Linked DNA regions of Homo sapiens: region 1 is linked to region 2. The links are chromatin loops, found by intact Hi-C in ENCODE. Cell type or tissue: heart right ventricle. All regions are shown on one strand. Links, peaks and the distances in the headings refer to the core of each region. The heading gives the core; the rest is flanking DNA. Region 1 holds the start of LILRB4 (leukocyte immunoglobulin like receptor B4). Region 2 has its middle 14 kb from the start of LAIR2.

Region 1 (8,325 bases), core at 84-8,083, 180 kb before region 2:
AGGCCCCTTCCTGGGATGGAGGAGGCTCAGTTGCCTTCTGTCTGAGGGTAAAGCTGTGCAGCCGGGCGTAGGTCACATCCTGGGGGGCTTCAGATGCAGCAGCCTGCAGCGGGGGAGAGTGAGAGGGAAGGAACGTGGTGGGGGTGGGGGAGGCCTGGGGGCCTGGAGAGGAAAGGACTCACCTCAGTGTCCATCTGTCTGTCCTCTTCTGCCTGTCTGTCCTTTGTGTCCAGGAATTCCCCAGACAGTGGGGAGGGAGGAGAGGCCATTTCTCTCCTAGGTCTGGAGTGTTTCACCTTGGCATACGTCACTGCCTGGGGGTCTTCATCGTGTGGGCTCTGCTGGAGAGAGACAGTGGTGGGGGGTGTCCTTGAATCCTCCTGACTCCCTGGAGTCAATTTTCCCCACTGTTCCCAGGGTGATCCGATTACATCCCTTTCCTGACGGAATCTCAGGGATGCCCTAAGGCCGTGGAGGGTCTGGCCGCTCCCTCCCTGTGGTTCTGGTCTCTGCTCCTCACTCTGACCTTGCCCATTTGGCTGCAGCCTCACGCGGCCTTCCTGCAAGAGCTCGCTGCTGCCTCGGGGCCTTTGCACGGCTGTTTCCTCTGCCTGCAGGGGCTCGTCCATTAGAGGATCACGTGGCCCTCTCCGTCCAGGCTTCTCAGATGACAGCTGAGCAGACAGCCCTCCCTTTCCATTCAGACTGGCCCCACTGCCCCACACTCTCTGCCCTTTACCTGGTTTATGTTCCTTACAGCACGTTGCACTCCTGGACACGATGCATTTATTTGCATTTTGTCTCCCACCACGAGGTGAGCTCAGGAGGCGGGGGCGGCTTTGCTCCCTGCTGTGTCTGCAGCTCCCATGGGGAGCCCCATCCACAGTGAGCTCCCTGGGAACACTCACTAGATGAATGAATGAAGGGGAGCCCAGGGGACTGGAGTGGTTCATTTATTCGTCATCCTCCTGAGGCCTGGGGAGCTCTCTAACAACCAGATGGCCAAACAGAGGATGAGGAGCAGGAAGGGGACCCGGGAGGAGGCCCATGAGGTCCCAGGACAGCAGGAGAGAGTGAGGTCCCAGCAGGCAGGAGGCAGCGTGCTGGACAAGGAGGGGTCCACCGTGACGATGCTGAGAGCCGGGGGAAGGAGGACAGAGAAGTCCTGCAGGATTAGATCTGGCACCAGGAGGCCTTTGGTGCCGGGGACAGGGGCGGGTTCTCACCCGAGTGTCCATTTCCACCCCGTCCTCAGGCTGTGTGTTCTTCACGGCAGCACCTGCTGGGGTAGAGCAAGGGGTTCATCTCCTGGGAAGGTTCCCTGGGACCTCTCATTCCTGCTGGTCCCTGCCCTGTTCCCATTAGTGCCACTGCAACGCAGGGAGGGGCTGTGATGTCCCCGAGGTCCCACAATGTGGGTTCAGACCACTTCTCCCTGAGTCCCTGACCAATCCTAGCCTGTGCTCCTGCCCCCATTGCTATTGAAATTTTGGGACCCCCAGCTCCACCCCAGGTGCACCTTCTCTGCCTCTCACTCACAGAAGTTTTCTCCCTGGACGTCAGCAGCTGGGCTGGACCTGGGGGAGGATACGGGAGTGTAAGGGGACAGTGAGGTGGCTGTTGGGATGGGTGGGAGTCTGAGGTCTTTGGGCAGAATTACCTCCTCTGTAGGCCCCCGTCCTTGGGCTCTGGCTCGGCAGCCCCTGGAGGACGTTGGAAATCAGCCTGTCTCTGGGCTGGGGGAAGATGGACAGAGTCTCAGCTCTGGGAACGTTAGAACCACCTGCCTTGCACATGCAAGTCAAGAGGAAAGGAAACCTGAAAATACACTTGCAAGGATGTTTTAAATACTTTCTAAGTTTAGAAAAACCGAAAGAATAAAGCACTTCCATTACTCCCTCATTCATTTTCTTCTTTCTAGATTTTCTCACTGGGAATTTCTGGAGCAGAGTTTCTAAGATGACCTCTCCTATCTGGAGTCCCTTTGGCTGGTGCCCTGAGCCCACCCTCCATCAGCCCACGGGTCCCCCAATTTCCTACTTACCCAATGTCCTGTGTTTTCCCTGACGCCAGTGTTGGAGGAGGAGGAAGAGGAGGAGGGAGAGAAGCAGGATGGAGACCACCAAGACCCCGATCAGTACCTCCCAGTGCCTTCTCAGACCTTGGGCGTGATGACATCAGGAATGGGGATGATGTCATTGATGTGCACACCTACTGTGTGTGCACCTACTGTGTGTGCTGGGTCTTTCTTTCATTACCTCCAACCCTCACAGCAGTTGTGCAACCTGAGATTGCCACCCTCTCTCCACCCATTTCACAGATGCACAAACTGAGGCTCAGAGAGGGGAATCGCCTGCCCCAGACCCCTCCAGCCAGGAAGCGGCAGAGCTGGGAAGGAAACCCGGGAGTCTGAGCTGCAGCCCTTGTTCCTGCACCAGAGCCAAGCCCCAGAGTTGCAGGGAAAGAGCCTGACTGTCTTGAACCACCGCCCTGCTCCCCTCCCCTGCCCCAGGTCACCGTCTCTGCTGCAGGTGGGACCGGACAGGCCCCTGCGGAATCGGGTCTGGGAGGTTCCCTGGGAGGCCTCCTCTCCCAGGAGGGCACAGCTGGGAGTCAGAGCTGAAAGGAACTTTCCCACCCGCAGGCCTCTCTCCTTTACACTTGGAGAAACTGAGGCCCATGCAGGGGAGGGGCCTGTCCACATCACCACCTCCAGAGGAGCCTTAACCTAGGACAGAACCCACCCTTGGCTCCCCTAGACCCTGCCCACCTCCCACTCAGAGCCCCTCACTCACCACTGTGGGGGACTGACCCTGTAGGCATGAGGGGCTGGTCCTCAGGGCCTGCTGGGTTAGAACAGGGATGTGAGGGCTGGGGCTGCCCTGCTCCCCACATCAGCTCGGCTTCTCCCCGCAACATCTCCTTCAGCCTTGACCCCCTCACCCCTCACCAGCCCAGCCTCAGGGCCTTGGGAGCCTGTGGTGCCTCCCAAGTCGCTGCCCGACTCCCACACCCGTGGAAGCAAGCCCAGCTGAGAATTGGAACGAGGACTTAGATCCACTGAGCATGTCTTGAGACAGGCCTCGGGCTTTGGAAACTCTCTGGACAGAGGCCTCTGAGACTCACCAGCTGTTGAGACGGACCTTGTGGGTGAGGGCCTGGGACCCTCCAAGGATCCTGGGTAGAAGGACAAGAGGAGGGTGAGAGTCTGGGGTTGCCCTTGGGTCTCCACATCAAATTGAACCTCTCCCTATATCTGCCCTGCAGCTTCCCAAGGACCATTTCTCTGTCCACCTGGCACCTTCTGGACCCTAGGTGAGGGAGAAGAGCATGGGCATGCCTGGGAGGGCCCCTGTTGTCCTCCTCCCCTCTGAGGGCTGAGTCCCCCACTGGCTGAGCCCCTCTCCCTCCATCCCTGCCCAGAGCTCTCCTGGCAGCAGGGCATGAACGGAGCCACTGAGCTCAGAGAGGACAGGGTCAGGAGCCTCACCTGAGACTATGAGCTCCAGGGGGTCACTGGGGTGTGACAGCAGGTAGTGGGAGAAGCCGTGTGAGCTGAAGCACCTGTAGGTCCCCCCGTGCACTGAGGTCACAGGACTCATGGGGAATTCAGCCTGGTGCTGCTGAGCTCCGTGCTCTGATCTCAGATGCAGTAGGGGATGGGCTGCCCGCTCCTTGATCAGAAGAAAAGTGTCCATTGGGCTCCGTGACTGACACAGCAGGGTCACGCTCTTTCCTGAGGTCACAAGAGGACTCGGCAGGGCTGAAAGGGTGGGTTTACTGTAGGCTCCTAGGAGAGAAGGAGGCACCGTGTTAAATGGGGCTCCCACCTCCCACATCATCCCCAGGGCTGGGCTGTGAGAGGGAGATGCCCCTGAGAGCTGACCCCCTTCCTGAGGGCAGAGCCTGGGGCTGGGACCCCTGAGTGTCCTCTCACCTGTCATCACCAGCTCCAGGGGGTCACTGGGCTGTGACCAGCCTACAGGGCTGCGATAGTAACAGCGGTATCTCCCTGCATAGTCCTCTGTCATGGATGGGATGGAGAATCTGGCCTTGTTCTTGGGCTCCAGTGGGTTCTGTCTGTCCCAGGGTGCTGGGCTTTCCTCTTTATCCAGACGGTACTCCCGAGCCTCCAGGGTCCCCTGACACCAGATGGTCACAGAGTTCCCCCAGCTGATCACAGAGCCTGGCTCAGCCCAGAGGGTGGGTTTGGGGAGGGGCCCTGGAAGAAAATCAGAGGCTGGATCCCAAGACCTTCCTCAGCCCTCAGATCCCAGCTCTCAGCCCCAGGACCCCCCCGTCATCCTCATCAGTCACCCAGAACTGCTGTCTCCTCCCCCAGCTGCCCATGGGTGGCCCCTTGTCCCAGTGAGGAGGAGGGACCTGGGACAGCTGGGGACAGACTCACCTGCCTGCATGTGGGTCCTGGGGCCCAGACTCAGCCCTGGAAGAGAGTTCCCTGTGAGGGATTTGCCCCGGAAGCCTGAGCAGGTCCTCTCTTTACCCTGAGATTTTTTTTTTTTTTTTTTTTTGAGACGGAGTCTCGCTGTCACCCAGGCTGGAGTGCGGTGGTGCGATCTTGGCTCACTGCAAGCTCCGCCTCCCGGGTTCACGCCATTCTCCTGCCTCAGCCTCCCGAGTGGCTGGGACCACAGGCGCCTGCAACCACCCCCGGCTAATTTTTTGTATTTTTAGTAGAGACAGGGTTTCACCGTGTTAGCCAGGATGGTCTCGATCTCCTGACCTCGTGATCCGCCCGCCTCGGCCTCCCAAAGTGCTGGGATTACAGGCGTGAGCCACCGCGCCCGGCTACCCTGAGATTTTTGAGTCTCCTAAAGAACCAGGGCCTGGCTGTGAGGCAAATTTCCTCCAAGACTCGGGTCTCCCCTCCCCCTCTTTAAATCTCACCGAGGCAGAGCAGAGCCGTGAAGGTGGGGATCATGGCGTCTCCTCCCAGGGGCCCCAGCTGTGCAGATGGATGAGTCCTCAGTGCCGGCAGGACAAAGAGACACACAGGGTGTGGCCGCTTGGAGGCTGGGTCCTTCTCGTCATGGGGTTGTTCCATCAGCAGCCCACAGGAAGGGAAACTGCCCTCATTTGAACCCCAGCCTGGCTTTCATTTCCCCAGAGCTAGGGCTGAGGCAGGCACCAGGTTCTCTGCAGACATTTCAGACAGAAATGGGGTCTCTCTGATCCCAGCCTGCTGTCTGCCTGGTCTTAATTCCTCTCTTGACCAAACATCAACCCGTATGTATCGTGTGTTTGCAAAGCGCCTGACACTGGGGGTACATCATTGAACAAGTGAAAAAAAAAAAAAACCAAAAACCTGCATTTTCAGGGTACAGATGAACCATAAAGCTTCCTTTTGCTGCCATAACAAATCACCACAAGCTTAGTGGCTTCACATAATGTAGGTTTATTGACTTACCGTCCCGGAGGTCACAAGTCCAAAATGGGTCTCCCTGGGCTAAAATGAAGCTGCTATCAGAGCCGTGTCCTCCTGGAGGCTCCAAGGAGAATCTGTTCCCTCGCCTGTTCAAGCCTCTGCAGGCTCCCGCATTCCTGCCTCTCCATTCCCTCCAACCTCAAAGCCACCAGTCCCGTTATCTGCCCCCTGCTTCCATGCACTCACCTCCTTCTCTCACTCTGACCCTCCTGTCTTCCTCTTTCACTTACTCAGCCCCTTGTGATTACATCAGGCCCACCTGGGTAATCTCCCCAACCCAAGATCCTTGACTTAATCACATCTGCAAAGTCCCTTTTGCCACATAAGCTTCCCCAACTCACAGGGTCTGGGCCTCAGGAGGTGGACATCTCTGGGAGGTCACTATTCTGCCTCCCACAGGCCTTCAGGGACTCCTTTAACCAAATCTCACATAGAGCACTTCTCTGCGATGACGGAGAGTGGCTGGGCACGCCAGTCGAATGCTTGGTGGGCCAGTACGCAGCCAGGTCATGGTCGGCTACTCATGTCCCATGGGACCTGCCCACTTGAGGCCAAACATTCCATCTCCACCAGAGCCCGGTAGACATCTAAAAACTGTGTCGCAAAACAAAACTCATTCTCTGCAGCGCTAGCACGATGTAGCTCCAAAATATATATATATATTTTTTCTTTTCTGAGATGCAGTCTCACTCTGTCGCCCAGGCTAGAGTGCTGTGGTGTGATCTCAGCTCACTGCAACCTCCGCCTCCTGGGTTCAGGAGACTCTCCTGCTTTAGCCTCCTGTGTAGCTGGGATTACAGGCACCCGCCACCACTCACAGCTAATTTTTGTATTTTTAATAGAGATGGGGTTTCACCATGTTGGCCAGGCCGGTCTCGAACTCCTGACCTCTGGTGATCCGCCCATCTCAGCCTCTCAAAGTTGCTGGGGTTACAGGCATGAGCCACCACGCCCAGCCAAGCATAGATTTTAAATGTTTTCACAGATGTTAGTATGCGGAGTGATGGACATGTTAACTGTCTTGATTCCATCATTCCACAGTGTATACATTTATAACACATTGTACCCCATAAATATATATAGTTGGTGAATTAAATATTTAGTAAAATTATTTTGAAAAGGAAAAAAGCCATAAATACATAACAAGCAAGCAAAAAGGCCAGATAGCTTCAACCCTTAGATCACTGCCTGTGTAAAACACTTCAGGTGGCCAGCTCTCAATAATCATCCATTTGAGTGGGCACGTCCTGCAATGATCTGGAATTGTAGTCTGTCCTAGATGGTGACTAACCATTTTCTGTCTCTGTTCTTCTTAAAAGGATGAGAGGACCTTCTAACTTTAGAACTGAAACATAGGGTGGGAGGGGAAAGAGGAAGCAGAAAAAACAAACCCCAAATTAATTGTATCTAACGGTCAGGAAGGCAAAGAAGGAGAGGCTTGCAGGAGGCTGAAAGTCAAAGTGCCGGGAAACGCATGAACACCACTGCCCTCAGGTTTCCAAGCACCTGCTTTTAGTACCTCATTCCGTATCCTTTTGGGTCACTCTCAGAATCACGGGACAGTATCTCATTTCGAGGATTTCCATGTGTCTCTCCACATTTGTGTGTAAGGACCTTATTGGAAGCTATTTCAGCCAAAGCTTGATGCGTCTGACAGTGGCTGGGGAAAAAGAAACTCCCAGAAATGGGGGCTAGAAAGCCATACACATATTGGCGAGTATCTCCTGTTTTGGCGGGAAGTTCTGGATGATGGTCTGCACATTATCAGAGATCCTGGTGTGGACCTGTCCATATTACCTGCTGTAGTGGTGTCCGCAATGCATGCTGATTTCAGGAATTCCTCTCCTTCTCTCTTTCATAAGGGAACCCTATTCCCTTAAACTTGGTTCCCAAATCAGTTACCTGCGCTCATATCCTTGTCTTAAGTCCTGCTTTCAGAGTAACCTGTGCTAGGCAAGGACTGGGAAATGCCAGGAGGTTTTTCGATGTCATCACCCCTTTTCTAACCGCTCAACATGCCTTGCCTTTACCAGTCCTGGACTTCTTGTATTTTGCTTCTTTTTTTTTTTTTTTTTTGTGACAGGGTGACACTCTGTCATCCAGGCTGGAGTGCAGTGGTGCAATCTTGGCTTACTGCAACCTCGGCCTCCTGGGTTCAAACAATTCTCCTAACTCAGCCTCCCGAGTAGCTGAGAGCTGAGATTACAGGCAGCTGCCACCACACCCGGCTAACTTTTGTATTTTTAGTAGAGATGGGGTTTCACCATGTTGGCCAGGCTGGTTTCGAACTCCTGACCTCAGGTGATCTGCCCGCCTTGGCCTCCCAAAGTGCTGGGATTACAGGCGTGAGCCACCGCGCCCGGCCTCATTTTGCTTTTGTATTCGTGCACTCACCACTCAGTAAATCTTATCCATCCTCACTTAAGAAACATTTAAACATGTCAACCTGTGGCCATCCCAGGACACAAGAGATAAAGGCGAGCAAAGCAGATATACTGGATTCACAGTAACCCAGACTTCATTTCAAATTACCTCCCCTCCTAGAAAATCTAGCATCCTAGCAAAAATTAAGTTGATAAAATCACTACGCAAAAAGTTTAGAGATAGGACCAGTCCCGGGAAGGAAAGATTTAACGCAATAGGACAGGATAAAAGAAATACCCACTGGGTCCTGCACTCACCACCTGGGTGCAATAGTTCCATGTAGCAAACCTGAGCATGTATCCTCGTATCTAAAATAAAAGTTGAAGTTCAAAAAATAAAGAAGAAAAACAGAAAGCAATTGAGATGGAGGGTGGTGAAGAAGCTGAAGGAGAGGTCAGATGGTGATGATGAATTGGTATTATCTGAATGAAGGGATGCCTGGAGGTGGAGAGAGA
Region 2 (8,325 bases), core at 291-8,290:
CTGTGCAGATGGCAGAGGCTCGGGATGCGGTGCGCAGAGACTCAGTCCCGACCGTCTTGTGGCTTCTTACCACGTATCTCCCAGGAAGGCACCATGAGGCTTAGCTCTTCCTTCCCGTGACTGGGGTAAAGGAGAGAACTGTCTCCTTGGACATCATCATCCATACGACTGGCCCGAACGTCATCTCTGACCGAAACACCAAATCCAGACGGGCAACCACGGCTGTGGGGTGTGGAGGGGGAATCTGAACACCAACCTGGAGGTCAGACTTGAAGGAGACGGCGACGCTGCCTTCGCCCCATTCACAATATACGACCTTCGATGGGCCACCTCCCCAGTGAGGCTTCATCAAGGGGGCTTGGTCAACTTCCTTTTTGTGTGAACCAAAACGTACATTTCCAGGCGGCTATTAAGGGCTTGAGTCTGTGTCAGAGACGAGCCACGCAAGTCAACGGACCTCACAGTCTAATGTGGAGGGCACACCTCTGACTATTCAAATGTCATATAGGCCGGGCACAGTGGCTCACACCTGTAATCCCAGCACTTTGGGAGGCTGAGGCAGGAGGATCACTTGAGGTCAGGAGTTCAAGACCAGCCTCACCAACATGGTGAAACCCCATCTCTACTAAAAATACAAAAAAAGTAGCCAGGCCTGGTGGTGCATGCCTACAATCCCAGCTACTCAAAAGGCTGAGGCAGGAGAATCGCTTGAACCGGGAGGCAGAGGTTGTGGTGAGCCGAGATTGCACCATTGCACTCCAGCCTGGGCGACAAAAGCAAAACTCCATCTTAAAAAAAAAAAAAAGTCATATAAAGCACATTAACGGTAGATTTTAACAAATTAGCCTCGAAATATCTGCAGTTTGTCACAATGGAATGGTCACTACTCACTCGTGTTACACGTCCATATAGGGGCCCCCGGTTGGCAGTTGGAGCTCCTCCATCAGGTGACTCAGGTGCCCAGATTCTTCCACCTTTGGGATCCAACCTCCCCTAGAACCCTGGAGTGCTCTGTCACCAGTGAGGGGAAAGAGGAAGAGAGAATGGAAAGGGCTCATCCGTGCCTTTTAAATAAAAAATCTGAATGTCGCTTATCACTGCTGCTCACATTCCAAGGGTGGGAATTAGTCAGGAGTCCACAGCTGGGTACAAGAAGGATGAAGATAGGGTCCCTCATGGGGCAGCTGCCTCCAGGGACAACTCTACACCACGTAAGAGAGCTGTGAGTTTTGTTGCACTGAGAGCCATATCTGCTGATGTAGTAAGTGCTCCAGAGGAAAAAAAAAAATCCTATGACCTTGTGTGAAAAGGGGACTTGGGCCGGTCATGGTGGCTCAATCCTGTAATCCCAGCACTTTGGGAGGCCGAGGCGGGTGGATCACCTGAGGTCAGAAGTTTCAGACCATCCTGGGCAACATGGGGAAACCCCGTCTCTACTAAAAATACAAAAATTAGCCAGGCGTGGTGGCAAGCGCCTGTAACCCCAGCTACTCAGGAGGCTGAGGCAGGAGAATCATTTGAACCCAGAAGACGGAGGTTGCAGTGAGCCGAGATGGCACCACTGCACTCCATCCTGGGTGACAGAGCGAGACTCTGTCAAGAAAGAAAGAAAGAAAAAGAAAGAAAGAGAGAAAGAGAGAGAAAGAGAGAAAGAGAGAGAAAGAAAGAAAGAAAGAAAGAGAAAGAGAGAGAAAGAGGAGAGAGAAAGAAAGAAAGAAAGAAAGAAAGAAAGAAAGAAAGAAAGAGAAGGAAGAGAGAGAGAAAGGGAGGAAGGGAGGAAGGAAGGAAAGGGAGAGAGAGAGAAAGAGAGAAGGAAAGAAAGGAAAGGAAGGGAGAAAGAGAAGAGAGAGAGAGAAAGAAAGAAAGAGAAGGGAGCGGGGGAAGGAAGGAAGGAAGAGAGAAAGGAAGGAAGGAAGAAAGAGAAAGAGAGAGAGAAAGAAGCAAAGGAAGGGAGGGAGAGAGAGAAAAAAGAAAGGAAAGAAAGGAAGGAAGGGAGGGAGAAAGGAAGGAAGGAAGCAAGGAAGGAAGGAAGAAAGAGAAAGAGAAAGAAGCAAAGGAAGGGAGGGAGAGAGAGAGAAAGAAAGGAAGGAAGGAAGGAAAGAGAAAGAGAGAAAGAAGCAAAGGAAGGGAGGGAGAGAGAGAGAAAGAAAGGAAGGAAGGAAGGAAGAGAAAGAGAGAAAGAAGGAAAGGAAGGGAGGGAGAGAGAGAGAAAGAAAGGAAGGAAGGAAGGAAAGAAGGAAGGAAGGAGGGAAACAAAAAGAAAAGAAAAGAAAGAGAACCTCAGAGCTGACCCCAGGGAAGCCACCTGCAGTGTGGAGTGGAATCCGGGCTGAGGACTGACGAGCTGGCGACAGGAAGAGCAGCTGGGGGGAGACGTGGACAGAGGAGACAGCTTCTGTGAAAGTCCCCATCAGGAGATAATTTGCCTGTTGTAAGTCGAGTGGACTCCAGATGGAAAAATAATGAAGAAGAATATGTGCATTGATTGAGCAGGAGTCTCTAAAAGGCCAAGTAGAGTTTTGGTATTTTACCCTCACGAGAGTGGGACAGGTTTTGAGCCTAAGCGTGGCATCATCATATTTTTGTCTAAAACATATCGGTAAGACCTTCCTGAAGTCAGAATTGCACAAGGCAATCAAAGGAAGAGATAACCTTTCTGAGCTCTCGCTCTATGCCAGACACTGCTCCGAGTATCCCTTATGGGTAGTTCCTTTAATTCTCACAACTTTGGGAAGATGTTTTCATCATTAGGCCAGTTTTACAGATGAGAACAGTGACGCTCAGGGAGTTAATTTGATTAGCATCTTGCATCAAGCTGTCCCGGAGGTAGGGCCGACGGCAGCTTACCTGGAATGCTGGCGTTATCGTCAGAAGCATACCACATGCCTTCATGAAAATCAGACTCTCCCTCCAAAATGCAGGTCTAATTTCATAAAATAAGGTACGCTGATAATAAAATGCAATTGGGTAGTAAAATAACAACACAATACAATAAAAACATTCGCCACTCTGTGCCACTCTTCTGATCAGAAACTTTCCAGGACTTCCCGCCTCAGTCATATTGACACGACTGCGTCTTCTGTCTCCCAACTTGGGTTAGTACTTTGATAGCATCTCCTCCGACTCTGCCTTTCACTGACTGTGATGCAGTCCCAGTGATCTCCTTGCTATTCCTAAAAAAACATCAAGCAAGCATCTGCCTCAGGGCTCATCCACATGCCATTCTCGACTGGAATGCTCTTCACCCAGACAGGCACAAGGCTCATCCCTCCCTCTCCTTCACTGTCAACCCCAGTATCTCCTTATCCTTCAGACCTTCTTGGACCATCCTGTCTGAAGTTGCAACACTCCCTCCAGATTTCGTATCACCTCTCGCTGCCTTTTTTCTTTCTTCAGCATATATCATTAATCTTCAGCATATGTGCACGTATTTTACTTATTAATATTGTAGACTATCTGCCTTCCCACTACAATGTATCCCCATGAAACCATAGATTTTTTTCCTGCAGTGTTTCCTGTAGTGTCCCTGCTCCTGGAACACTCCCTAGCACATAGTACATAATAAATATTTTTGAATGAATGATGAATGAATAGACATAGTATATAGGGAGTATGGGGAAAGTTATGAGTGCATAACTTGATTTATCTAGTACAATTCCAGAGGCCAGATCTCTAGATTTTAATTTTGGTCGTGCCAGTTATAAGCTCTCTCACTTTAAACTAAGTTTATTTACCTCTCTATTTCTTTGCCTCTTCCTCTGTAAAATAAAAAAGCAATGGTGCCTAACTCATGGAACTGTTGTGATTATTCAGTGAGTAATTATGTTAATGGTACTCAGACTGAAATTACTTAATAACTGGCTATCGAGTAATTTAGTAATAAGAGATTTGTAGGAAAATATTAATCAAGATGTTTGTAGCAATTAATATTAGGTCAAGGGAGTTTAAATGGCTCTTCATTTTTTGAGGTGTTTTTATTTGGATTTTTAAATTGAGTATGTGTTAGCCTTATAACTGAAAAAAATTAAATTATTTATACCTGAGGGAAAAAATAAAATGAAATAAAAGTGCCCCCTTTAAGGAGCTGAGGGTATTGGCTTAGAAAGAACAGGCAAGGTATCAAGATCTCTTTCCTATGACTGTTACCTCCTCATTTTTCCCTCTTGAGTTTCAGTCATGCAAGATGAGGAAGGCCTACAGTCTCCTGTGCGGCTTAGTGTGTGCAGGGAACAAGACTGCCTTGTACCCTTACAAATTTGCTAAGATAGATCTTATGTTATGTGCACTTGTCATCATAAATTGATAGGTGATAATATCAATATTATCAAATAATAACAAATAGGCTGGGCGCAGTGGCTCGTGCCTGTAATGCCAGCATTTTTGGAGGCCGAGGTGGGCGTATCACCTGAGGTCAGGAGTTCGAGACCAGCCTGGCCAACATGGTGAAACCCCGTCTCTACTAAAAATACAAAAATTAGCCAGGCATGACGGTGCGCACCTGTAATACCAGCTACTCAGGAGGCTGAAGCAGGAGAATCGCTTGAACCCAGGAGGCAGAAGTTGCAGTGAGCCAAGATTGCACCATTGCACTCCAGCCTAAATGACAGAGCAGTCTCCGTCTCAAAAAAAAAAAAAAAAAAAAAAAAAAAAAAAAAAAAGTTCCATCCCAATAACACTTCAAAAACACTTTTGAGTTCTGACTTTATTTCTTCTTATTTTCAATGGAATTCATTCTACTGTTTTCACATTTACCATTCAGGGATATTTGGACAGAATTACACGGCCACAGGTCAACCACAATGACCATGATTCCCTTTCTAAGAATGAGGAACGGGGGCCGGGTGTGGTGGCTTACGCTTGTAATCCCAGCATTTTGGGAGGCCGAGGCGGGCAGATCACCTGAGGTCAGGAGTTCGAGACCAGCCTGGCCAACGTGGAGAAACCCTGTCTCTACTAAAAATACAAAAAATTAGCCAGGTGTGGTGGTGTACACCTGCAATCCCAGCTACTCAGGAGGCTGAGGCAGGAGAATTGCTTGAACACGGGAGATGGAGGTTGCAGTGAGCCAAGATTGCACCATTGTACTCCACCCTGGACGACAGAGCAAGACTCTGTCTCAAAAAAAAAAAAAAAAAGAAAGAAAGAAAAGAAAAGAAAATGACTTAATGGGTACAATGCACATTATTTGGGGAATGGATAACCTGGAAGTCCCGATTTCATCACTGGGCAATCTTTACATGCAACAAAATTACACTTGTACCCCATAAATGTTTACAAAGTTTTTTAAAAATATAGAAAAATGAAAGGCAAAAGTAAGCATGCTTTCTTAAAAATAAAAAGTAGTCCTAATGCTAGATGACGAGTTAGTGGGTGCAGTGCACCAGCATGGCACATGTATACATATGTAACTAACCTGCACAATGTGCACATGTACCCTAAAACTTAAAGTATAATAATAAATAAAAAAAAAGTAGTCAGACTGAGCCTGACATTACTAAGGGTTCTAATATTGATTATTATTATTTACTTATTTATTTTTTGACATGGAGTTTCACTCTTGTCACCCAGGCTGGAGTGCAGTGGCACAATCTTGGCTCACTGCAACCTCTGCCTCCCAGGTTCAAGTGATTCTCCTGCCTCAGCCTCCTGAGTAGCTGGGCTTCTAGGCCTCTGCCACCACGCCCAGCTATTTTTGTATTTTTAGTAGAGACGTGGATTCACCATGCTGGCCAGGCTGGTCTCGAACTCCTGACCTCAGGTGATCCGCCCGCCTCGGCCTCCCAAAGTACTGGGATTACAGGTGTGAGCCACCGCGCCTGGCCTAATATTGATTATTAATGATTGTTATCATAATTGTTATTTTCATTATTGGTGTGTTGTTATATTTATATGTACAAAACAGCAACAATGGAGAACCCACATTCTTTTCAGGAACATATGAAAAATCTACAAAAATTGACCACTTCTTAATCCACCAAGAAGGTCTCAAAATATTCCAAAGATTTAATATAATGAAACCATATTTCGTGACTGCAAAAATTACATAAAAGACCAAAAATTAAACGTTTAAAAAACACACATTTTTAAAACAACAACAAAAATCTGCATAACTTTTGAGTGACTGTTAAAAAAAAAAACACAGAAGTTGTGACATATTTAGAAATGAACAATGTTATTCATATCGAAACTTAGATGCAATAAAAATCACACTTAAAGTGAAATGTGGATTGTTTTAAGCACACTTTTTTTTTTTTTTTTTTTTTTTTTTTTAGAAATTATGAAGTTTGGGGCTGGGCATGGTGGCTCACGCCTGTAATCCCAGCACTTTGAGAGGATGAGGTGGGTGGATCACGAGGTCAGGAGATCGAGCCCATCCTAGCTAACACGGTGAAACCCCAAACCCCGTCTCTACTAAAAAAATTAGCCGGGCGTGGTGGCGGGCGCCTGTAGTCCCAGCTACTTGGGAGACCGAGGCAGGAGAATCGCTTGAACCCGGGAGGTGGAGGTTGCAGTGAACCAAGATCGCGCCACCGTACTCCAGCCTGGGTGACAGAGACTCCATCTCAAAAAAAAAAAAAAGAAATTATGAAGTTTGGAGAATTAATCACTGAACATGCAACTTGAGGAGCTGGAATGAAAAAAAAGAAGTAAAGGGCAGAGAGGAGGAAGCCAGCCAGCAGTGACGCTAGGGAGAGAGAAAAAATGCCTCCCTAAGGGCTCACCGCACTCACCAAGCTGCATTATCTCAAAGGAAAAAGAAAATAAAGAAGACCTCAAAGGTGGGAGAAAAAACACAATGGTGTACTAAGTTTCTATTATCATAATTACATCAGACTTCTCATCAGTCAGTCTGGAATTTAGAAGACCAGGGAGAAATATATTTGAAAATGCCCCATGGGCCAGGCTCCTGACTGTAATCCCAGCACTTTGGAAGGCAGATGCGGGCAGATCACCTGAGGCCAGGAGTTCGAGACCAGCCTGGCCAACATGGTAAAACCCTGTTTCTACTAAAAATACAAAAAAATTAGCTGGACCTGGTGGCTGGCGCCCATCATTTCAGCTCGGGAGGCTGAGTAGGAGAATTGCTTCAACCTGGGAGGTGGAGATTGCAGTGAGCTGAGATCGCACCACTGCACTCCAGCATGGGCAACAGAGTGAGACTTGTCTCAAAAAAAGAAAATAAAAAGAAAATCGCCTATGTACTTTATGGAGAGATCCCAGAGTGTATTCTTAGGGATTAAATCTGTATTGTGCCAAGAATTGGGGGAATCAGAATATACATTCATATTGTCTCATATTCACCCAGAAACAAACACTGGAAGGATTAATATGAGAAAGTTAAAATTGTGGCTCTCCCACGTTTTCTTCCCCGTCCACCACCTGGACAAGCTGCAGTCCTAGAAATCGCCTCAACTGCTCCTCTTTCTCACCCTCTCCCCTTGTTCTACCTTCAGAATCTGTCCTCATGCAGACACTGCTTGCCAGCACCACGGCGCCAGGTTCACCCTCTCTCCCCTCGTCCAGGGAACATCCCCTAGCTGGTCTCTCCACGCTCATTTCGTGCTACTCAGCTGCCCCTCCCCATATTGTAGCCAGAATAATCTTTCTTTTTTTTTTTTTTTTTTTTTTGAGACGGAGTCTCACTCTGTCGCCCAGGCTGCAGTGCAGTGGCGTGATCTTGGCTCACTGCACCCTCCACCTCCCGGGTTCAAGCGATTCTCCTGCCTCAGCCTCCCGAGTAGCTGGGATTAGAGGCACCCACCACCACGCCTGGCTAATTTATTTGTATTTTTAGTAGAGACGGGGTTTCACCATGTTGCCCAGGATGGTCTCGATCTCTTGACCTCATGATCCGCCCGCCTCAGTCTCCCAAAGTGCTGGGATTACAGGCTTGAGCCCCTGCACCCGGCCCCAGAGTGATCCTTTAAAAGCATAAATCAGATTATGTTTTGTTACCATTGAAATCTCCAGTGACTTCATAGTACACATGGCCCAAAACCCAAACTCTGTGACCTACGGGACACTTACTCATCTTTCCAATTTCACGTTGGTCCCTGTGCCCCTCACTCCCTGCCCTCAGGCCACATGACATTCCTGCTGTTCCTTGAAGACACCAGGTCCCTCCCTGCCTCGGGGCTCCGCGTCTCTGCCTGGGTGCACCGACCTCCTGCTTTGCACCACAGCCTCCAGGTCTCTGCTCAGCATCATCTCAGCAAGAAGAGCCTTCCTAGACCACTGTGTTGAAAGAAGTCCACTAGCCCGACACCCATTCCTTCGCTAAGAAGATTCGTCTTCATTTCCTCTTGACGTTCATCCTCCTTTCTA

What was found. A loop is a pair of places that touch in the nucleus more often than their neighbours do. Peaks named below come from ENCODE experiments on the same cell type or tissue, not always from the same donor. Only the 100,000 strongest peaks of a DNase experiment are listed, where the experiment ranks them.
Region 1: a loop joins it to region 2, with 6 times the contacts of the local background. A loop is called at or near these places in 67 of 110 quality-filtered maps.

Annotation. Positions count from the first base shown.
Region 1 is chr19:54,659,651-54,667,975 of GRCh38, reverse strand. It overlaps LILRB4 (leukocyte immunoglobulin like receptor B4), which reads right to left and starts at 4,991. Exons shown (of 12, transcript NM_001278426.4): 1 at 4,909-4,991; 2 at 4,409-4,444; 3 at 3,938-4,222; 4 at 3,491-3,790; 5 at 3,127-3,177; 6 at 2,796-2,846; 7 at 2,045-2,161; 8 at 1,661-1,736; 9 at 1,540-1,577; 10 at 1,227-1,279; 11 at 183-341; 12 at 1-103. The coding sequence starts at 4,942. In heart right ventricle, for the core only: no CTCF peak of the experiment used is centred there; a DNase peak (open chromatin) is centred at 5,018; H3K27me3 peaks cover 1,143 bases.
Region 2 is chr19:54,484,441-54,492,765 of GRCh38, reverse strand. No RefSeq gene overlaps it. Among named protein-coding and RNA genes, the nearest start is that of LAIR2, 14 kb to the left of the region's middle. In heart right ventricle, for the core only: no CTCF peak of the experiment used is centred there; no DNase peak of the experiment used is centred there; H3K27me3 peaks cover 1,960 bases.